2 separate regions of the Homo sapiens genome follow, and region 1 is linked to region 2. A link is an interaction called in ENCODE POLR2A ChIA-PET data of the cell type or tissue named here. Cell type or tissue: PC-9. All regions are shown on one strand. Links, peaks and the distances in the headings refer to the core of each region. The heading gives the core; the rest is flanking DNA. Region 1 holds the start of MIR3176 (microRNA 3176). Region 2 holds the start of MCRIP2 (MAPK regulated corepressor interacting protein 2).

Region 1 (13,689 bases), core at 4,752-9,751, 99 kb after region 2:
GTGCAGCTTGGCCAGCGCCTTCTCGATGAGGGCCACCCACAGCTGCTTCCGCTGCGCCTGCAGAGGGCCGGGTCAGAGGCCACCCCCGCCCGCCCCCCACACTACCCGCCCTGGGAGAAGAGGAAGCAGCCGGCCTTGTTTTCGGGGCTGGGGTCAGAGGCTGCCCCTGCCGCCCGTGCCCACCCTGCAGGCCGCCCCACCTGTGAGAAGAGGAGGCAGCCGGCCTCATCACAGGGCAGCATGTCGTCCACCAGCACCGTGGTCCACGTGCCGTCCTTGCACAGCCGCACCTGGTAGGCGCCCTCTGCACACAGGCTGCGCGTGACCATCACCCGCTCCACCAGGTCCGGCCGCTCCGCCAGCACCGCCAGGGCGCTCAGGAACCTGCGCAGAGCCTCAGGGTGACCTCGCGGGGACCGCGGCCGGTCGCCCGCCCACCCGCCCCACCCCGGCCTTGGAGAAGGCCTCACCAGCAGTTCCCCAGCAGCCCCTGCAGGATGTCTGAGGGCCGCAGTGTGTGGAACACAGACCACGTGGCCCTGTGGTCCCTGAAGACGGAGCAGTTGATCTCCTGGGGTCGCAGCCACTGCCTCACACGCTGCTGCACGCTGTCACCCGCGGGGAAGCCGACAGACTCGGGCCCGGGAGGGAAGCTGTCATCCACGAAGCTCACATTGTTCTGCAGAGACCACGGCCATGTGCTCAGGCTGGGCAGGGTGGCCTCGCTCCACCTGGCAGGGACAAGACCCCACCCAGGAGAGCGCCCAAAAGCACTGCCTGAGCCCCAAAGGGACGGGTGGAGCGTGGACAGCCACAGACCTGGCGCCGGCCCTGTGTCGAGGAAGCCCTCAGCCCTAGTGGAGAGGCCACCGGCTGGCGACAGGTGAGGAGCAGGGGACGTGTGGGCCCAGGGGGACAGCGCAGCCCCCAGTGGGTGGCAGCACGACTCTGGCCCTGGCCCTGCTGGGGAGGGTGCAGGCTGCGCCCCAGTTGACCCGTGGGTGATGCCATCCTGGACTCTAGAGGGCGGAGCACGGGTACATCCCGACCTCGCACTTCAGCGGGGTCTCCACGCTGCCCCTGGGAAGCCCTCGCCTCCTGCGGCACATCAGACGGGGCTCGGGGCCCTCCTGGCCACGGTGGAGGGTTGAGGGGGGTGAAGGTCGTGCATCTCGGTCACCAGCAAGGACCAAGGGTCAGGAGGCCAAGCTGGACCCCAGGGCCATTGGGAGCTTGGAGCCTCGGGGCGGAGGGTGCTGCCCTCCCCATCACGTCTTAGGCCTTGTGGGCTCCTCCCCAGCCCATCGCCAGAGCCCAAAGCCTAGGAAGGGGAGGGCGGGAGCAGGAGGCTCAGGAGCAGGAAGAGGGCGAGGGGGCGCCTCACCTCCCGGCAGAAGGCCACGATGTTCTCCCAGAGTGCCTTGGCCTCGCCCTCGTCTGTCTGCCGCCGCTGCTCCACGTGCATGCTCTCCCTGCGCCTCAGGGGCGCGGCCCCCCGCCGCTGGGCCACCAGGAGCTGAGGCGTGTGGCAGGCGGCGCAGTGCTTGGCCCGCAGTGCGTTGAGCAGGGTACAGGCAGGGCAGGCCCACTGGCCCGGGCGCTCGGGCAGGACGCGGGCGGCCTTCTGGGCCGAGGACACCCGTCCGCAGCTTCTGCCGCAGGGGCTGGGCTTGTCGGCCCCACAGTCGGGGCAGTGGGTGGGGGGCTCGCCATGCTCCTGGAAGCCGTGCAGTTTGGAGCAGCCGCAGGCCGAGCACCTGGGGGCCACTGTGGGGTTTCTGAGCGTGCACTTGGCACATGACCAGGTGGTGAAGTCGGGGCTGGAGGGGCTGGCGGGCGTGTAACGCACGGTGTCTCCGGCCAGGTCAATGATGTCACTGCCCGAGGTGGAGCTGCCGGCCTCTACGCGGCTGGTGCCACCCTCCGTGGCCTCTTCCTCCAGCACACTCAGCCGCTTGCCAGACAGCAACTCTGCTAGGCGGGAGGCCCCAGCCCAGCCCGAGCCCTGGGGGGCTCCCCTGCAGCCGGCAGAGGGTGACGGCTGGGCAGCCTCAGGCACCGGTGGCTGCAGCTGGGGGGGAACCTCGCGTCGGCTGCGCGGCACGGGGTTGTTCTGCAGGGTGGACGAGAAGGGGCTGAAGGGCGGGACCCTGGGCGGCTCTGGTTCGGCAGCTGGGCCCTGGCTGGTGGCTGGGGGGTTGGCCTCGGCACCTTCCCCGGGGAGGCCAGGTGGAGGCGCGGCAGGCACGACGTGGAAGCCGGCCGGGGCCACCACTTCCGGGACCACCAGGGCCTCAGGAGGGATCCGTGGCAGCGAGAGCCTGCGTGGGCCCCCGCAGACGGAGCAGGAGCTGGCCACGGGCGTGTTGTGCAGCGTGCAACGCGGACACGCCCAGCCCCCTCTGGGCTCCGCCGCTCCCTCCTCCTCCTCCTGCTCCTCCTTCTCCTCCTCGTCCTTGTCCTCGCACTGCCCCCTGGCGGGCTCCGTGGCCACCAGCCCCGCAGTCCTCACTGGACCTGCTTCCTCCTGGCAGCTGCCCTTGGGCTCCCCCAGGATGGCGGGTGGCTTGGGGAGGACCCCGTTGAGGACTGGCAGGAAGGCAGCCCCAGGCGCAGGCTCCGGGGTGAAGCCGCACACCTCGCAGGCCTCCTTGCCCAGGAAGTTGCGGAAGGTGCAGCGGGCGCAGGGCCATTTCTGCTCCTCCACGCTGAGCCGCAGGATGTGGTTGAGGTCGGGCTTGTGCCGGGGAGCCTCGCAGATGGAGCACTGGCGCTGGCCGGCCGGGTTCAGGAAGGTGCAGCGCACACAGGACCACTCTCCGACCGTGGCCATAGACCCGGGCGAGTGGGTGTGGCTGCAAGGGAAGGTGCTCATCAGGGCCACCCTGTGAGGTCCTGAGTGGCTGGACCCCACCCTCCTCTCGGCCTGGGGAAGGCACCCGTCTGTGGCTGCAGAGCTACGGGGCCGAGGGCCTAGGGCTGAGCATTTGAGGCAGGCGGCGGTGGGGGCTGCCTCCACCCAGAATGGATCCATGGCTCAGGGCCCCTCTTGCCCGTTGGAGGCTCAGCAGACCCCTTGAGCCACACAGGATCCTACAGAGAGGGCTGAGCACCCCACAGCCGGGCTGCTGTTCCAGGGCACTGCTTTCTCTGTCACCAGGCCTGTGGACGGCAGATAGCAGGGGGTCCCGGCCAAACTCAGGACCAGGTCGTCCTGGGCGTGGAAGAACAGGTGCTCAGACCTACGGAAGGGCAGGTGCATGGGCCGGGGCCTGGGGAAGGCACAGGCTGATCTGAGCAAGGGGCCTCCCCACACCACAGCACAGCCTCCGAGACAGACTGGCTGCTCTGCCTGGCAGAAAAATCAATTGTTCTTGTAAATATGGCCTGAATCTTGTGCTCCATCTAAACCCTTTTGGTTCAGGAAGAAAGAAAACCTGCCTCTTCATAAGAAGCACAAAAACAAAAAGTCTCCGCGAGCAACACGGGTGTTCTGTGGAGCCGAGCGAACTCCGTGATGCTGCCTTCCCTGCGCTCAGCCCCGCGTGGCGAGGGCTCTGAGCTGCCCCTGGCAGAGTGGACGGGGGTGGACTGGGCCCGGCGAGGCTCAGGGCGTCCAGCTGGAGCAGAGAGACCCAAGGCCGGGAATCTGCTCTAACAGCGGGCTTCTGTGAAAGCCCAAGCAATCTGCCCGTAGACAGCCAGGCCTCTCCCCGCCATCACCACTCGGAGAAGGGCATGGATGCAGCTGTGGCCGGCGGGCTCCCGGCCGCACCTGCACGTTCCTCGGCCTGGCTGCCGAGGCGGCACAGCCCAGGCGTCCGGCCTGGGCCCCTGTGGGTGGCACAGTGGCCATGATCTTTGCAGCCCCCACTCCGGGAGGTGCCTTCACAGACTCTGCACCCCGCTGACCGCAGGTGCAGGCAGAGGTGGGCTGGGCCTCCTGGGACACACCCTCCCTTTGGCCCTGTAGTTGTCACCGACTAGCAAGGACAGCCTCACCAGCTCCAGAGAGGAGAATGAGAACCCGGGTCCCCAGGACCAAACAATCGCCAGCGGGGTGTGTCTGCTGGGAGACACCTTTCGGAGTCATCCTGGCAAAACCCAGGTGGGTCAGGAAGACGTCTGCACTTCAGGAGGGTTTCAATGAAGTCAGAACAAGGCCTAAAGTTCAAACGTGGCCCCGGGACACGGGTGAGGAGGGCGAAGGCAGGCCACGGCCCTTCTGTGGCTGGAGACGCTGAGGGGAGTGTCACTGACCCCGCAGTCTGCGCTGTGCCGGCCTCTCTCGGTGGGCCGAGGTGGAAGGGGGCCAGGGGTCAGGGGTCAGCGGTGGGAGACCTCGGCAGGGCCCCCACCCTCCCTGCCCTTCTGCCCTGGTTCTGGTCTCCACAACCCCCCAGCCACTCTAGGGCCACCCTCACCTCTGCAGGGCCTGGGCAGGTTCATGGGCTCAGAGACCCGAAACCCTTACAAAGATGTTGTTTTGAACTTTAGAGATGGGGTCTGATTGCCCAGGATGGTGCAGTGGCTCGCGCACGGCTCACTGCAGCCTTGACCTCCTGAGGCCAGACCGCCAAAGCCTGGAAGTAAAAGCTCGCGTCAGGAGCCCAAAGACCCAAAGCCAGGCCTGAGCGAAGCCCTTTTGGAATTCTCAACCCAGAACGCTCCTGAAGTCGCAGCCACACGTGCTCAGCAAGGAGCCCTCACTACTGCAGGATGGTTACCTTCGAAGGGAGCGGGCTCAGGGCAGACGACGTGAGGGGAGACGACGACGTGGGGGGAGACGACGACGTGAGGGGAGGCGACGTGGGGGAGGCGACGTGGGGGAGGCGACGTGGGGGAGGCGACGTGGGGGAGGCGACGTGGGGGAGACGACGACGTGGGGGAGACGACGTGGGGGAGGCGACGTGGGGGAGGCGACGACGTGGGGGAGGCGACGTGGGGGAGGCGACGTGGGGGAGGCGACGTGGGGGAGGCGACGGGCCGCTCCTTACTGCACAGAGGCCAAGCTGGATGGAAGATCGAGGCAACTGTACAGAAAAATCCAGCACAAAAGACCCGCGCGCCCCAGTTATCTGGGCGTTGCCGACACTCAGCTCCAATTCAAAAGGGAGGTGATGAAGCCGCTCGCTGCGTGCAAGACAGAGCCCGCCCTGAAGCAGCCGGGACAGCAGCACCCGGAGCGTGGAGGCCGCGGGCCTGTGACTGGCGCAGCCCCAGTCCTGGGAGGCGGCCCCTTTCTTAGGAAAAGTGAGGAGCAGGAAGCTGCATTCTGTCCCCCGGGGCCTCGGTCAAAGCCACCAGAGCCCTGAGGCCACACCGAGAAACACAGATGCCCCGTCCGGCCGGGGCAGCCCCGCAACCTGTGCCCAGACAGCTCTCGGGGCACACCGGGGTGCCAGACTTGGTCGGCAGCTCCTCCTGCTGTGCCCAGGGCGGGGGATACCATGGGGGGCTCTGCTCAGTGCTCTGAGGGGCAGGCGTGGTGCCTCCCTCGAGCTGGGCTGCAGTCTCCTGGTCTGGCCACAGCCCGGCGCCGGTCAGCCTTGCCAGGGGGGGTCTACCCTTGTTGCCTCTCTGTGCTGAGCCGCCGGTGCCCGGCCCGTAGATGACTTACTGATTGAGGGCGCCAGGCACTCTGTCAGCTGTACAGGGACCTCAGCCCCACGCCGGCCGCATGGCCGCATGGCCGCAGGCTGCCCTGGCTCTCCCAGGCTCCACCAGCCTGTGCACCACCCCTTCATCCATGTGGGGGAGCGGTCATGGGGCCACAGCACCTGCTGTCCTGGGGCGTTGGGAGAATTCAGCGGCCACCAGGGCAGCGAGCCAGGCAGGCAGCTCTTCAGTAAACGCCAGGGCTGTCGCGCTGACCCTCCCCAGTCCCGGCGCCCTCCGTCGGAGCACGGCAGGGGTCGCCTGTGCATGCACGTGGTGGGGAGGGCTCCGCGTGTGGAGGCCCAGCTGCCTTCCCGCAGTCTGCTCGCCCACCGCTCTCGCCCATCTCTAGCCTGGGGGTCTCCTCACCATGCACCTTGGGGGCCTGTTTGCAGCAGCAGACAGGAGCTGCCTGGAGCCCAGGCCCCACAGCAGCGGGCACGGGCAGGAGTGGCCCCAGGGATGCCGACCCAGGGGAGGGCCAGGCAGGAGGCCAGGGTGAAAGAGAAAGAGCGGCGTGGCGTCATCATACACCACGGCCTGACCCCGCAGGCCAGGTCCAAAGTCTAACACACGCCCCACATACCCGGCACAGCAGACCCCACGCCTGCCCCGCGGCTCTGCCTCCCTCCCCATAGCCAGAGCCACGGCCGCCACCCCCGGTAGTCCCAGGCCAGTCCCTGGGGATCCCGGGAGTGTGGCCCGAGGCTGCCGGGAGCTGCAGACTGGAGAGGCCATCCCGAGGTCTGAAACTCGGCCTGGTGCTCAAAAAGCAGGGGCCGAGAGTCCTCTGCCCTCTGGAAAACGAGAAAGGGAACGACAATCCTTTCTACATTTTTCTGTTTAAGTTTTTTGAGACACCGTCTAGCGTCTCACTGTGTCGCCCAAGCTGGAGTGCGGTGGCACGATCGCAGCTCATTGCAGCCTGGACCCTCCCAAGCTCAGGGTTTGTATTTTTATTTTGAGACAGAGTCTCACTCTGTCGCCCACACTGGAGTGCAGTGGTGCAATCTTGGCTCACTGCAACCTCCGCCTCCCAAGTTCAAGCGATTCTCCTGCTTCAGCCTCCCTAGTAGCTAGGATTATAGGTGCCCGTCACCACGCCCAGCTAATTTTTGTTTTAGTAGAGATGGGGTTTCACCATGTTGGCCAGGCTGGTCTTGAACTCCTGACCTCAGGTGATCTACCCGCCTCGGCCTCCCAAAGTGCTGGGATTACAGGCGTGAGCTACTGCGCCTGGCCAAATTTTTTTTTTCTAATTAACCAGCTATGGTGGTGCACGCCTGTAGTTCCAGCTACTTGGGAGGCTGAGATGGGAGGTTCTCTTGAACCCAGGAAGTAGAAGCTGCAGTGAGCTGTGATCACACCACTGTACTCCAGCCTGGGTGACAGAGTAAGACCCTGTCTCTAAATAAATAAATAAGTGAATGAATGAAAAAAAGACAGGCACGGGTGGATGAGACAGGGAGAGAGGCCCCACATGGCTGGCCACCAGGGAAACGCAGATCAAAGCCAAGGGGACACCAGCTCCCACCCCCTGGGACGGCCAGAATCACAAGGACAGACAACGGCAGGAGCTGTCGAGGGAGTGGAGACGCCAGGACCCTCCCCAGCGTTGCCGGTGGGAACTAGGTAATGCAGCCGCTGCGGAAGATGGCTTGGCAGTTCCTCAAGACATTATGAAAGTTCACCACACGCCCCAGCAATCCCACTCCTAGGTATCTATGCAAGATAAATGAAAACAGGTCCACGCAAAACCTCGTAAACAATGTTCACAGCATTGTCCACAGAAGCCACGTGGAAGCAGTCCTAGCGTCCATGAATAGATAAAATGCGGTTCATCCCGCAAAGGAGCAGTGAATGAAACTGCCTCGGGCTGCAGGTGCATGAATCTGGAGGGCACGGTGCCGAGTGAAGAGGCCAGACACGGGGCCCCACGTCCTGTGGCCCCACGTCCACGCACCTTCTGCACAAGGCAAACCCAGCCAGCCACGTCCTGTGGCCCCACATCCACGCACCTTCTGCACAAGGCAAACCCAGCCAGCCACGTCCTGTGGCCCCACATCCACGCACCTTCTGCACAAGGCAAACCCAGCCAGCCACGTCCTGTGGCCCCACATCCACGCACCTTCTGCACAAGGCAAACCCAGCCAGCCACGTCCTGTGGCCCCACATCCACGCACCTTCTGCACAAGGCAAACCAAGACAGGAAGCCGGTCAGTGGCCGTCTGGGGCTGAGGGTCCCTCTGGGCTGCGGGATGCTGTAACACTGGACTGTGGGGCTGGGGGTCCCTGTGGGCTGTGGAATGCTGCAACGCTGGATTGCAATGACGGCTGCACAACTCTACAAACCACTAAGAGTGACCAAACTGCACTCTTTTAACAGGTGAGTCTGGTAAGTTCTACCTCAACAAAGCTGTTGTCGGCACACGTGGAGATGCTCACTGGGAGGCGGCTGGTGCGGTAACACCAGGAACTGGGAGGCGCTCCGGTGCCACCACACGCAGGAGGAGCACAGACCCTTCCTCTGCCGACCACCAGGCCCCACACGGCCCCTCCCCGGCCCTGCCTTTGCCGCGTCTCTCTGTCCATCAGGGTAACTCGCAGACAGGGCTCCAGGGCTCCCCCACACGGCCCCTCCCCGGCCCTGCCTCTGCCGCGTCTCCCTGTTCATCGGGGTAACTCGCAGACAGGGCTCCAGGGCTCCCCCACACAGCCCCTGGCTAATCCCCTGCATCCCCAGTCCTTGTCGGCCGGAGCTCAGGCCTCAGCGTGGATGCCACCTGGAGGCTGGTTCCCAGGCCTGGCCACCTGCCATGGCCTTGCCCACTGCCTGCAGCTCCACGCCCGTCCCTCCCACCTGGGGGCCAACAGACAGCAGGACATCGTCCCCCGTGGGAGCTGCCGCCAGGTGCAGCCTGGCAGGCCCTTTTGAGTGTGAGACGCAGGCACATTGCCTTCAGAAGCCAGGCCTGGACCCGCTGTGAGAGCAACGGCGGCCACTGCAGCACTGGCCCCGAGGCCCCGGGCCCCTGAGTGTCCCTGCCTCCAGTGAGGGCCAGGACGGGGTGACGGCAGGAGCATCGGTGGGGTCCAGCCAGTCCAGACCTCACCACCTGGACTGCCTCCAGACCAGGCACCTCAGAACCTGATGGCAGCTCCTGAGGGACGCAGCGGGTAGCCAAGGCCATGGTGACAGCTGTGAGGAGCCAGCACGTGGAGTTCGGCCACCAAGCCATGTGGCCTGTGACCCCCGGGGGGGCAGCAGGCGGAGCCCAGCGAGTGCTGGCAGCTTTGAAACCGTGGGCAGCAGGCAATATGCCCAGAGCCTGCAGCCGCCAGCGACCCCAGCCCAAAAAGAAGCTTCAGGAACAGCTTCTCTGCGTGGAGCAGCACAGCCTGTGAGAAACACAGGGCCGCCGGGATTGGGCGCACTAGCCCCCATCCCCACCACCAACCAGCCAGGCCGAGGCCGGGGTCTCAGACCTGCTCAGCTCCTGCACCCTGGGGAAGAGAGCTGCCACAACTGGAAGGAGCAGGGACCCACTTCTCTGCAAGCACCTCTGCCAAGGAGGGGGCACCCTGAGAACGAGGCCCTCTGCCCCCGGGAGCCCTCCGGGGCCACCCCTCCCCACCTCTTACCTTCGGGCCCGGGGCCGTGGGGGCTGGTGCTGCCGGCTGACCAGGGCACCTCCCCAGACGGGCCCCCCTGGGCCGCTCCTACACCAGCCAGCCGCTGCCGGGGGACCCGGGTAGGGCGGTCCCCCGGGGAAGCTGTGGTCCGACTCGGTCTCTGCGGCCAGGGAGGAGGCGGAGCTCCCCATGGCCCCCCGGCCGGCGGCCGTGCTGAGAGCCGGACCTGGTCACCTCTGGCCAGCAGCGGGCGAAGCGGAGCATGGAGGGAAGAGACAGGACGGCCGGCTGGGCAGAGTGACACACAACAAAAATAAACAGACAGAGAGAGAAAATAGAGAAGAAACAGCATGATTCACACACACAGCCCGGGAGGACTTCCCAGCATGCCCAGCCGCCTGGGGTAGGCTGAGGGGACATCTCAGTGCAGGGCCTGCGGCCCGACTTCGGCACCCACAGGGCTCCTCCCTCGGGGCCCTAGGACACCCCCCGGCCCCCAAAAGCCCGGCATCACGTCTGTGGTATTCAGAGACGTTTTATTCCTTGGTGAGAAAAGAGATCACACGCTTTTGCTTTATCACAGAAGGAAGGGTCAAGAGAACGTCTACCCAAAGGTAGGCAGGGGAGGTAGCAGAGGGCGTAGGGAGCTGCTGCAGGCCAGGCTGGATGAAGATCTGGGGGGCCGCTTCACACAGCTGCCCACATGCCACTCTGGAGACTTCCAGAAGGACGGGAGCCCGACCATGCCTTGTGCACCCACAGAGCCAGGCCCCGAGAAACAAGGACCCTGTGAGGCTATGGCTGAGGGCGGGGGCCGGTTCCTGGGGTCTCCCCTCCAGAGGGGCGAGAGCCACCCCTGCTGGGAGGCCTGGGAGAGGCACAGGCTGTCCAGGGCCTCTGACACGCGGCCCACCTGTGCTTCTGGGAAGGCCACCTTACCCCCTCTGGCTGAGGAGAAATCAAATACAGTTGAGAACGTTAATCCTGAGACGGGAGGACCCTGCCCGTGCAGGCAGCTGCTCTCCCCAGAGTCCGATACACTCCCCTCTCCCTGCCAAGATTGGGGCCAAGATGGCGTCCCGGCAGGCTGGCCGGCTGTGGGTTGACCAGCAGTTCCTGCTGTCACACACGTCACAGCCCTTCTTCCAGCTTCTGATTAAGTCTCTGGGACACACAGCCAGCGTCAGGGTAGAGCTTAGGAGGAAAGGGTCAAGTAAGTGTCAAAGCTGCCGTGCGTGGGGGATCACCTGAGCCCAAGAGTTTGAGACCAGCCTGGGCAACACAGTGAGACCCTGTCTTTATAGAAAACTAAACACTATCCGGGTGTGGTGGTGTGCACCTGTAGACCTAGCTACTCAGGAGGCTGACGTGGGAGGATGGCGTGAGCACCACAGCTGCATTCCAGCCTGGGAGACAGAGCCAAAAAAAAAAAAAGCACCAAAGAACATATCCTTTGGAGCTCAGGGAGGCCTGGGGGCAGCCCTAGGTGAGCGGGCTGGGGGGGGTGGGGGTGCAGTTCCAGCTTCTCCCCCGCGACGATGGGGAGCAGCAGAGGGCAGGGATGTGGGGGGCCTTTCCAGTCAGTGCTCTGACACCCGGGAGGGGCCTGCAGCTCTGAGGCCACAGGGGCTGAGCTCAGCGAGGCACGAGCACCTGGGATCGCACAGCAGACGCGCCAGCCCTTCCCTGGTTCCTCCCCACAGCCTTGGGGACAGAAGCTTCAAGGGCAGGGGCTGAGGGGGTGAGACAGAGAATTCTGGATCCCCTCTCCTTTGAGGCCTGGGGCAGAAGCCGCCGAGTCCCCCGTGTGGTGATAACGTTCGCCTGAACCACTTCACTCGGCACGAGGGTCCGTTTTCTCTGAAGGTGCTGGGGTCGTGGGAGGGTTGAAGCATTGCGGGCCCTGCACCCTGGAGACCCTGCCATCCTGTGGTGGCTCAGGCCTGCCCCGTAGGCAGAACGGTCACAGGACACACGGGGCCAGTGTGGGGTGCGGACCAGAGCCCAGCCCTAAGCCTGGTCCAGCCCGCAAGTCAACAATGGCTTTTACATTTTTAAATGGTTGGAAAAAAATCAAAAAAAAAAACAATACTCTGTGAGAGGTGGGAGTTCCATGAAATTCAGGCCTCGGGGTCAGCAGGGCACAGCCTGGCTCACTCGCCTGCAGGCGCTTCTCCACAGGGACCACCCTGTACTCACACCTGCCCTCGAAGGGGCACCTGGCGGCCACGCCGGAGAGCGCCGCGCAGTGTGGACGGGGCCACGGGAGTCGTGGCGGATCTCCTGGTATCCACGTAAGACAGGTGGAAAGGAACAGACAAAACAAGCCTTGGCGACGTGCTCTGTGTGATCCGAGGTATCTGAGACATCGCTGCGTCCGTGTGAAGCGAACGTAAAACATGACGGAGACATCCAGGACCCGTTCTCCAGGCCGGGTCTCTGGACGTGCCACACTACAGGCCCTGCAGCCACCAGTGCTGGCGGCCTCCACAAGGGGCAGCGCTCAAACATGCAGGACGCAGGCGAGGTCCACGGGGTCTCGAATGCCACACGGAAGCAAGGCCGGGAGCCCAGCACGCACGGAGCAGGCTCGCTAGCAGGGAGCCCACGCATCAACCCAGGGCCTCTCGCGTGGCTACGCCAGACGCCGGAACCACCCAAACGGCCCCTGCGTTCCCCAGCCCAGGCCACGCAGGAGTCCCTCACGGGAGACGGGTTGGGCATTTCCGACACTCCCCTTCTGTAGCCAAACCCTGAGCGGGTCAGGGCGGGGCAGGGCTTGGGTGGGAGCGGCGACTAGCGGAGGTGCCACGGGACAGAAGCTGCTTGCACTGGGCCCTGAGCTGGTTTGGCTCTGACAGGAGCCCTGCCCGTTCTGTGTGAGGACTGCACACCTGCCAGGGCCAACCTCAGCTCCTTCGCCACTCACCCACCCACGCACTCACCCACGTGGCACCTGGGGTCACGCGTGCCGCTAGAAACACAGGCTCCTACCAGGCCCCGCCTGCTCCTCACTGATGCCTTTAGGCCCAAGGCAGAAGTGGTGCCCAGCTGCACCCAGGGCAGGAAGCGAGCTGCTCACCAGCCTCCTGCTCCCCTGCGCTCACTCAGAAAACCTTTCTTGAGCTGGAGCCAGTCTCAGGCAACTGACCCTGTGGGCCCCATCTGGACAGGAGGGAGGCCTGTCCTAGGAGAGCAGGGACAGCACAGTCCCCTCCCGTGGGTGCTCGGAAGAGAAGAGAGGACCCTGCAGAGAAAAGCAAACGTCCCTGTCACAGAGGCTGGACAGCTGGCTCTGTTAAGCCCTCTCCGGGGTTTTTCCAGCACACGCCAGGGGATCTCCAGAGATGGTATCGCTGAACCGCCCCGATCCGCTGCCAGAGGAGTCAAGAGCCCCGTGAGGGGTGCCGGGGGCCCTGCCCTGGCTGGCGAGGCCCACTAAGGAGCAAGAGCTCCCGGGACACAGCTGCCAGCCACGTGCCAACCTGAGGGTCCCATCGCAAGGGTGACTGTGGGAAACTGGCACCGATGCTCTTCCCGAAATCCACCCTGCTGGCCTTCCCGAGTGCAGCTGTGGGTCCTGGGTCCCCCTGTGTTCCGTCCACTCATGATGGACAGATGCTAGTACAGGATGAGCAGCTACGGAAAAGGCTCCCAGGCCAGGTGCAGTGGCTCACGCCTGTAATCCCAGCACTGTGGGAGGCCGAGGTGGGTGGATCACGAGGTCAGGAGTTCAAGACTAGCCTGCGCAAGATGGAGAAACCCTGTTTCTACTAAAAACACACAAAAAATTAGCTGGGCGTGGTGGCGGGCGCCTGTAATCCCAGCTACTTGGGAGGCTGAGGCAGGAGAATGGCCTGAATCCGGGAGGCGGAGGTTGCAGTGAGCCGAGACCGCGCCACTGCACTCCAGCCGGGGCGACAGAGCGAGACTCCGTCTCAAAAAAAAAAAAAATAGGCTCCCAGCCCGCGTTCCCCTAGAGGGAGGGAACTGCATTTAGGAGGAAGACTCCGATGGGAGGGCCCCAGGAAAGAGGAGCAAGAAGTGGTGGGAAGGAGGGAGGGCAGCACCAGCAGCCACCCCCAGGGACAGCGCCCAGCCAGGGCTGACTGCATCTCGGCCGTGGGTGCTGGCTCCGGCCAGACCTCGGCAGGGGGGTTATCATGTCCAGGGCCACTGAGGACAGCAGGGACAGGGCCTGCTGCGGCCAGCCAGAGGCTCTTGGGAGGAACGCTCACCTGCCACTCCCAGGTCCGGCCCACCTCAGGGCCTGGGCACACGTGAATCACCCAGTGCAGTGGCCCCGAGGACGCAGGTCAGGTCAGTCCGTGGTTCCCATCCTGGCTCCCTGTCTGAATAACCGGGGGGGGGGGGGGGCGTGCAGGGGCACTGTCACCA
Region 2 (8,019 bases), core at 1,615-6,614:
ACTAAAAATTAGCCGGGCATGGTGGCGGGCACCTGTAATACCAGCTACTCCGGAGGCTGGGGTGGGAGACTCACTTGAACCTGGGAGGCGGAGGTTGCAGTGAGCCAAGATCACGCCACTGTACTCCAGCCTGGCAACAGAGCAAGACTCTGTCTCAAAAACAAACAAAGGTGGCCGGGCGCGGTGACTCACACCTGTAATCCCAGCACTTTGGGAGGCCGAGGTGGGTGGATCACGAGGTCAGGAGATCGAGACCATCCTGGCTAACACGGTGAAACCCCGTCTCTACTATAAACACAAAAAAATTAGCCGGGTGTGGTGGAGGGCGCCTGTAGTCCCAGCTGCTCGGGAGGCTGAGGCAGGAGAATGGCCTGAACCCGGAAGGTGAAGCTTGTAGTGAGCTGAGATCACACCACTGCACTCCAGCCTGGGCTACAGAGCGAGACTCCATCTCAGAATAAAAATAAAAATTAAAAAAACAAACCAAGGTTTATCTGGTCTGTCACTGTCGTGGGCAGTGCCCAGACCCATGCCTGGCAGGAACCAGAGCCAGCATACATCATGGGTGACAAGCCTTGACCCTCTGGGTGCACCAGGAGATGTGCAGGGACCCCGACACCCCCCTCCCGCGCCCAGTCAGTGAGAGATGAGGAGTAGCAAAAAGCACCAAGGAGAAGAAAAGGCAGGGCAGGGCCGGGCGCGGTGGCCCACACCTATAACCCCAACGCTTCCACAGGCCAAGGCGGGAGAATTGCTCGAGCCCAGGAATTGAATACTACCCTGGGCCACATAGTGAGACCTGTCTACATAAAAGTTAAAAATGAGCCAGGTGTGGTGCTCGCCTGTCATCCCAGCTACTCAGGAAGTCGAGAGGTGGGAGGATCACTTGAACCTGGGAGGTTGAGGCTGCAGTGAGCCATGATTGCACCACTGCACCCCGGCCTGGGTGACAGAGCAAGACCTTGTCTCAAAAAGAAAAAAATTAAATGAAGTAAAAAACAGCGAGGTGGGTGGCAGCATGGGGTGGGGTGGTTCAGAGGGAAGGTGGTTGGCCAAGCACGGTGGTTCACGCCTGTAATCCCAGCACTCTGGGAGGCCGAGGTGGGCGCATCACCGGAGGTAGGGAGTTTGAGACCAGCCTGACCAACATGGAGAAACCCTGACTCTACTAAAAATACAAGATTAGCTGGGTGTGGCAGTGCACGCCTGTAATCCCAGCTATTCGGGAGGCTGAGGCAGGAGGATCGCTTGAACCCAGGAGGCAGAGGTTGCGGTGAGCGGAGATCCTGCCATTGCACTCCAGCCTGGGCAACAGAGCAAAACTCCATTTCAAAAAAAAAGAAACAGAGGGAAGGTGGTTGCCCCAAGAAGGTGCAGGAGCAGGATGGGGGCTTCATGCAGAGATCCCACTGCTGCCAGAAGCTCCCAGCGCTGGGGCCTGGGGGTGGGAAGGTGGGTGACCCCAGGGAGGAGAGGGCAGCACACATCCTGCCCTGCCCAGGGCTCCTCTAGCCCCACTGCACACGGGGTGAAGCCCACTCAACTCCCACAGGTCCCACTGGCTGACAGAGGACCTCACATGGGGACTTTAAGAAAACAGGCCGGGCGCGGTAGCTCACACTTGTAATCCCAGCACTTTGGGGGGCTGAGGCGGGTGGATCATGAGGTCAGGAGATCGAGCCCATCCTGGCCAACATGGTGAAATACAAAAATATAAAATTAGCCGGGCATGGTGGCACGCACCTGTAGTCCCAGCTACTGAAGAGACTGAGGCAGGAGAATCGCTTGAACCCGGGAGGCAGAGGTTGCAGTGAGCTGAGATTGCGCCACTGCACTCCAGCCTGGGCGACAGATGGAGACTCTGTCTCCAAAAAAAAAAAAAAAAAAAAAGAGACAACAGCCAGTGGGCCTGGTGTTGCCCACTGGGACCCTTGGGGTCCCATGGAGAACTCTGGGAAGCATTTCCATCTTCTTCCCTAACTCCTCCTAACTGTGCCACAGCCTTACCCCTGCCCTCCCTAGCAGTGGGGTCTTGGAGAGAGAAGAAAGGTGGTTTCCCCAGGTTAAGAGAGACGGCGTCACCCTGGGCCACTCCAGCCTCATGCTCCCTGCCTGGGGACCAGGTGGTGGCTACAGGTGTGCCTCGGTTTCCTCCCCTGGGAAGTAGAGCGGCCACGAGGACCAAGGGTGATGTCCGCGGAGCGTCCCAGCAGAGCTGGGATGCTGGAAGCACCTAGGGGCCCACTCACCTCCCGCCAGAAGGCGCCTCTGGTAGAGGGCACTTACCTCACTAGGATGGAGCCCCAGAGAGCCCCCGCCCCGCTGGAACCTCCACACCTTTCTGAGAGGTAGGCAGGGGGCAGGCTGAGGGTGGCTCGGCACCCCCCCACCTGTAGCTGCCCTGAACTCCTGGCCCGAGCTCTCCTCCCCAGCACCGCCTCAGGCCATGACCCTACCACCTCCAGGAGCCTTCGGGCCGGCTTGGGGCCACAGCAAAATCCACAGGCCTGGGAGAGGCACAGGATAAATGAAGGGAACGGTGGAGGAACTGAGCCAAAGTCAAACGTCCAGCCCTGCGGGGCTGTCCAACCTCTGGGTCATGGTCACGGGGAGGCCACAGTGGCCGGACTGAGGCTCCTGTGGTCTCGGAGTTTCCTAACTGGGTTAGGAAAAGCAGAAGCAACCGGATGGGGGGAGGCCCCACTGCCCCAGGGTGTCTGGGGTGAAGGGCGGAGGAGGGCAGCGGCCCTGCCCGAGGGAAGCGCACGCACGTCTCCCCCACTGAGCTCTGCAAGGGCAGAGCCGGGAGATCTTGAGGACCAGCGCCCGACGCTCTCCGCGAACCGTGGCCTGGGCCTGCTGCACGTCAGGGTTCCAGCAGCAACCCAAGGTCGCCCGAAGCACCGACCTCGGACGCTGGAGGCCCCTGCGACCCAGGAACTGGCCGGCTTTCTCCCCGCTGGGGGCCCGGGCCCGGCCAGGTGAGGCGGAAGTGCGAGGCGCAGGCCCGCGGGCGCGTAGTGGGCAGGACCCGCGCACCCCCCGCGCCCGGAGCGCCCGCCCCGCCTGCAGCACGTGGCCGGACCTCACTAACATTTCCCCAAGGTCACCCTCCGCTCTAGGGCGGCCGGCGGGGGAGGGGAAGCCGGGCCGGGCCGGGCCGGGGCCGCGCGCGTCTCACCTCGACAGGGGCCAGGGTCCCGGCGGCTGCGCAAAGGGCTGCGCCCGCGGGGGCTGCGAGGTCGGCGGCGCGGGCTGCCGGCATTTCAGGAGCTCGCCGAGCCGGCCCTCCACCTGCTGCTGCGTGGGACCTGCGGGCACCGGGGGGCGGTCAGCCGCCGCCGCGCCCCGCCCCGTCCCCGTTCCCGTTCCCCGGCCCGTGCGCACCTGTGCGGCGCTGCGCGACCAGCTTGCTGGGCCCCTTGGTGATGGTGTACATGACGCGCCGCTCCCACACCGCCGCCGGCCCCCGGCCAGATCCGGCCCCTGCGCCGGGGCTCGCACTTAACGGACTGCGGGCGCCGCGGGGAGGGGGCGGGCCCGCTACACGCCCCCGGCCCTTAAAGGGCCCGCACGGGCTCGGGCTGACCCCGGACACGCGGCGGAGGCGGCGCTTGCGCCCTTTGGGAAACTGGCAGGCGGGGGCGGAGCCGCCAGCAACCCCGCCCCAGCCCCCGGAGGCCCGAGGCCAAGGCGGACGAGGCGCCCTGCTGCCCGGGAAGGCCGTTGCTGCCTGGAGGCCATGTCAGTGTCGGGGCACCGCACTCAGACTGCTGGCGGCGAGGACCCAGGGGCCCTGCGGGGTCAGCGGCGATGTGCGAGCAGGGTCCTCGGAGCCCCAGGGCCCACCTTTGACAAGCGCTGGAGGAGAACCTGTGCTGGGGGTCCCTGTGCTGGGGGCATCCCTGTGCTGGAGGTCTCTGTGCTGGCGGGATCCCTGTACTGTGGGGGGGTCCCTGTGCCTGTGCTGGGGGGCTCTGTGCTGCGGGCCCTGTGCCGGGGGCATCCCTGTGCTGGGGGGATCCCTGTGCTGGGGGGCCCTGTGCTGGGGGCATCCCTGTGCTGGAGGTCTCTCTGCTGGGGGGATCCCTGTACTGGGGGGGGGTCCCTGTGCCTGTGCTGGGGGGCTCTGTGCTGCGGGCCCTGTGCTGGGGGCATCCCTGTGCTGGGGGGATCCCTGTATTGGGGGGCCCTGTGCTGGGGGGATCCCTGTGCTGGAGGTCTCTGTGCTTGGGGGGATCCCTGTACTGGGGAGGAGTCCCTGTGCTGGATCCCTGTGCTGCGGGCCCTGTGCTGGGGGGATCCCTGTGCTGGGGGCCCTGTGCTGGGGGGCCCTGTGCTGGGGGGATCCCTGGGCTGGGGGGGTCCCTGTGCTGGGGGGCCCTGTGCTGAGGGGCCCTGTGCTGGGGGGATCCCTGTGCTGGGGGGGTCCCTGTGCTTGGGGATCCCTGTGCCGGGGGGCCCTGTGCTGGGGGGCTACTCTGTGCTGTGGGTCTCTGTTCTGGGGGCTCTGTGCTATGGGGGGTATCTGCGCTGGGGGCTCTGTACTGGGGGACTCTGTGCTGGGGGTGTCTGTGCAGGGGGGCTGTGTGCAGGGGAGCTCTGTGTTGGGGGCTGTGTGCTGGGGGACTCTGTGCTGGGGGCGTCTGTGCTGGGCTCCTCTGTGCCGAGGCTGGAGGCAAGGATTTACCATTCATACTTGGGGAGCCTCAGCCAAGGTGCCTGCAGAGGCCTGGGCCAGTGTGAAGGGTCACCCTTGGCTTGGGTCTTGGGACTGGGTCTAAGAAGAGAAAAAGCGGCTCATCCCCCTGGACTTGGGTAGAGACATGATGCCCTGGGAGTCTCCCTTCCACCCCAGGAGTCAGAACCCTGGCTGCACTCTGCCCCACGTCCTGGCCCCCAGGCTGAGGTGCACCCAGAGGCCCGACGTGTGCCTCTTCGGCCCCTGGGGCTCCTGTACCCGCCCCACAGATGTGAGAGTGTGGCAGGCCAGGTCTCACTAACGCAGGCCTCCATAACAATTATTTCAGTGCAGAGTGGTTAGTTCAATATTAAAAGCTTAAAAAGCTGTCCAGGATCGGTGGTTTACACCTGTAATCCCAGCACTTTGGGAGGCCCAGGCAGGTGGATGACCTAAGGTCAGGAGTTCGAGACCAGCCCAGCCAATTTAGTGAAACCCCATCTCTACTAAAAATACAAAAAAAAAAAAAAAAAAAAAATTAGCCAGGCATGGTGGCAGGTGCCTATAATCCCAGCTACTCCAGAGGCTGAGGCAGGAGAATCACTTGAACCTGGGAGACAGAGGTTGCAGTGAGCCAAGATCGTGCCACTACACTCCAGCCTGGGCAAAAGAGTGAGACTCCGTCTCAAAAAAAAAAAAAAAAAAATGCCGGGTGTGGTGGCACACACCTGTAGTCCCAGCTACTCGGGAGGCTGAGACAGGAGAATCACTTGAACCCAGGAGGTGGAGGTTGCAGTGAGCTGAGATCACATCACTGCACTCCAGCCTGGGCGACAGAGCAGGACTCTAAAGAAGAAAAGCCAGTGCCCTTCTTCAAAGGCTGGAATGTAACAAAAGCCCACCAAGAGCTGTGCCCAGGCCTCTCCTGGGCCTTGAAGCGCGACAAGATAACGAAGGAATTCTTAATAGGACCCGTTTAGGATTAAACAAGTTTATTGGAGGTCTGAAGAAACTCTCCAGGCCTCCACAGACAAGTTTATTGGGAGCCCGAAGGAACTCCCCAAACCTTCATGATTTAGCAGGAAACAAGATTAAGTCAGTTTACTGAGGCTCCAGGGGAAGGTCTTCAGGACTCAGGCCTTAATTATAGATTAAAAGAAGTTAATCACTTGGCCGGGCACGGTGGCTCACGCCTGTAATCCCAGCACTTTGGGAGGCCGAGGCGGGCGGATCACGAGGTCAGGAAATCGAGACCATCCTGGCTAACACGGGGAAACCCCGTCTCTACTAAAAATAGTGAGCCCAAGATCGTGCCACTGCACTCCAGCCTGGGCAACAGAGCAAGACTCCGTCTCAAAAAAAAGAAAAAAGAAAAAAGTTAACCACTTATGTCTTCAGATGAATGCACACTTACACACAGACATCTAGGTTGGAAGGTACATAACCTCTGGAAAACTTTGTAATTTGACTTGTTCTGGTGATAATTTCCAGGCCTTCTCCTTGTAACCGGCTGCAGAAATAAAAACCCTCTTCCTCACCAGTTCATCTGCATCTCGTTACTGGGCCACGAGAAATAGCAGCCCGACTCTCAGTTTGGTCCAGGAACAAGAGGAGGCTGCCTGTGCCGGCATCAGGGCCTGGCGTGTCCAGTGGCCCCCACATTCTCCAAGGAGAGGTCAGGGATGCTGTGGCTGAAAACGGAGCTGTGGCGGGTGGGCGGCAGGGCCCAGAGTCTTCCTGTCTAAATTTCCAGGCAAGCAACATGCACCACATGGAGGGGTGAGGGGAGGCCCTTGGTGGTGGGGGGCCAGCCCGAGGAGCCCCCACCCCATGCACTGGCCCTGCTTCTCCTCCCTTCTGGGAGCTCCAGACTTACTGGGAGGCCCTCAGGGAAGCTTCTGACCCAGGTGTCTCTTGGCCCTGTACCCCTCCTCAGCATGGCTGAAGAGCGGAAGGAAAGAGGTTTCCATCCCCAGCTGCCTTCTCTGCAGGGTTGGGCCAGGCCTGTGGCCCTCAGAGGGCAAAGGAGATGGCAAGCCACAGCCAGGGAGGCCAAGCCTGAGACGCCCCCTAGGAAGGACTCCTCACGGACTCTTTTCTACCTCCCACCCCCACCCCTGCCCCCACCTTCCCCACTCCCCCAGTTCCCCTCCCCCCACCTGGCTCTGCCCTCCCCCCACCAGCATCGGGCATCGTGTCCTTCAAGGAAGGCCAGTGTGATCCCCGTCATCTGTGCAGCCTGCGTCCTGCCCTGGCTTCTCCCAGTGGCCTTCAGCGCAATCACTCACACAGGCCAGGGAGGCAGGACGGGGTGCTGGGGGGCCTGTGCACAGCCTGAGGGCATATGCTCCTGTGGAAGACCTGGCAGCAAGGACCAGCTGAGTTAGAGTGAGGGCGGTGCTGGGGAGGGAAGCCCCATGTGGGGAAGGGCATAACCCGAGCTCACACAGGCTCCCGAAGGCGGCCCCCCACCTTTGGGGCCCACTGCAGGCGGCAAGGACAAGCTGGGCTGGCCCAGAGCTCAGCAGAGCTAGCGTTTGCTTCAGCCATTGGTGGTCAAGCCACGAGGCCCAAACATCCAGCCCCAACAATAGGCCATATCTGAAGTCAGGCAACACTAAACCTGCCATGCGCTGGGCACTGTAGGCAGCTCCTGAACGCAGCTCCATTCAAGGGGGGAAGCAGGGAGGCGCAGAGAGACTGATCTCGGGCTCCTCTTTCCTGTGCCTAGGGAAGCCCAGGTGAAATCTGGGTGAGGAGAGGTGCATGGGCCCCAGGAGAACCACTGGTCATCATAGGTCCCTCCTCCTGGGGCTCTCCTCGAGGTGGGGGTTGGGGGCAGGGTGCGCATTGAAGGAGGCGCAGGGAAAGTGCTCAGCCCACAGAAAGAGAGATGGAGGCGGCCAGTCAGGCGAGGAAAGCGTGGGCTTGGGCCGCAGAGCCTGCTGCAGGGTCTGGCCAGTCACCACCACGGCGGACACCAACATCTCCTGGCAGGGTTGTCCCTGACCCCTGACTCCCTGAGCCCCCCATGGCCCGCGTTCCCAGTCCCAGACTGGCAGCCTGTAAGCCACTCTCCTACCCTGAGCCACGTGACTGGCCCTCCCTGGTTTACCCCTTCCAACGTCCTTGCCCTAGCCAGAGCGATATGGGGTTCCCATTGGTGAAAAACGGCTCAGCAAAGGCGCTAAGCCAGTCCTGAATGCAGAGCCAGGCGCTTGGCACTTTCTGGAGAAGAGCCCGGCTCTGAGGCTGGGACCCCAACCCTCGGGCGCACATAAATCGCGGCCTGTGACTTGATTTCGGGGGTCACCGACCGACCCCTCACGCTATCCGTG

The links. Peaks named below come from ENCODE experiments on the same cell type or tissue, not always from the same donor. Only the 100,000 strongest peaks of a DNase experiment are listed, where the experiment ranks them.
Region 1: POLR2A ChIA-PET joins it to region 2 with 26 read pairs; 3 of 35 experiments call an interaction of 5 or more read pairs at or near these places.

What each region holds. Positions count from the first base shown.
Region 1 is chr16:535,983-549,671 of GRCh38, reverse strand. It overlaps CAPN15 (calpain 15), which reads right to left. Exons shown (of 14, transcript NM_005632.3): 3 at 13,530-13,643; 4 at 1,385-2,855; 5 at 471-679; 6 at 201-384; 7 at 1-57. The coding sequence starts at 2,833. MIR3176 (microRNA 3176) reads right to left here and starts at 6,395; the gene lies at 6,306-6,395. RefSeq lists a silencer at 3,688-3,855. In PC-9, for the core only: no CTCF peak of the experiment used is centred there; no DNase peak of the experiment used is centred there.
Region 2 is chr16:637,412-645,430 of GRCh38, reverse strand. It overlaps MCRIP2 (MAPK regulated corepressor interacting protein 2), which reads right to left and starts at 3,603. Exons shown (of 5, transcript NM_138418.4): 1 at 3,388-3,603; 2 at 3,182-3,311. The coding sequence starts at 3,439. It overlaps LOC100287175 (a long non-coding RNA gene), which reads right to left. Exons shown (of 4, transcript NR_149003.1): 2 at 7,305-7,408; 3 at 6,558-6,622; 4 at 6,226-6,422. RefSeq lists enhancers at 2,489-2,538, 3,680-4,591, 7,322-8,019 and silencers at 2,779-2,918, 2,929-3,208, 3,239-3,788. In PC-9, for the core only: no CTCF peak of the experiment used is centred there; a DNase peak (open chromatin) is centred at 3,590; H3K4me3 peaks cover 2,348 bases; H3K27ac peaks cover 595 bases.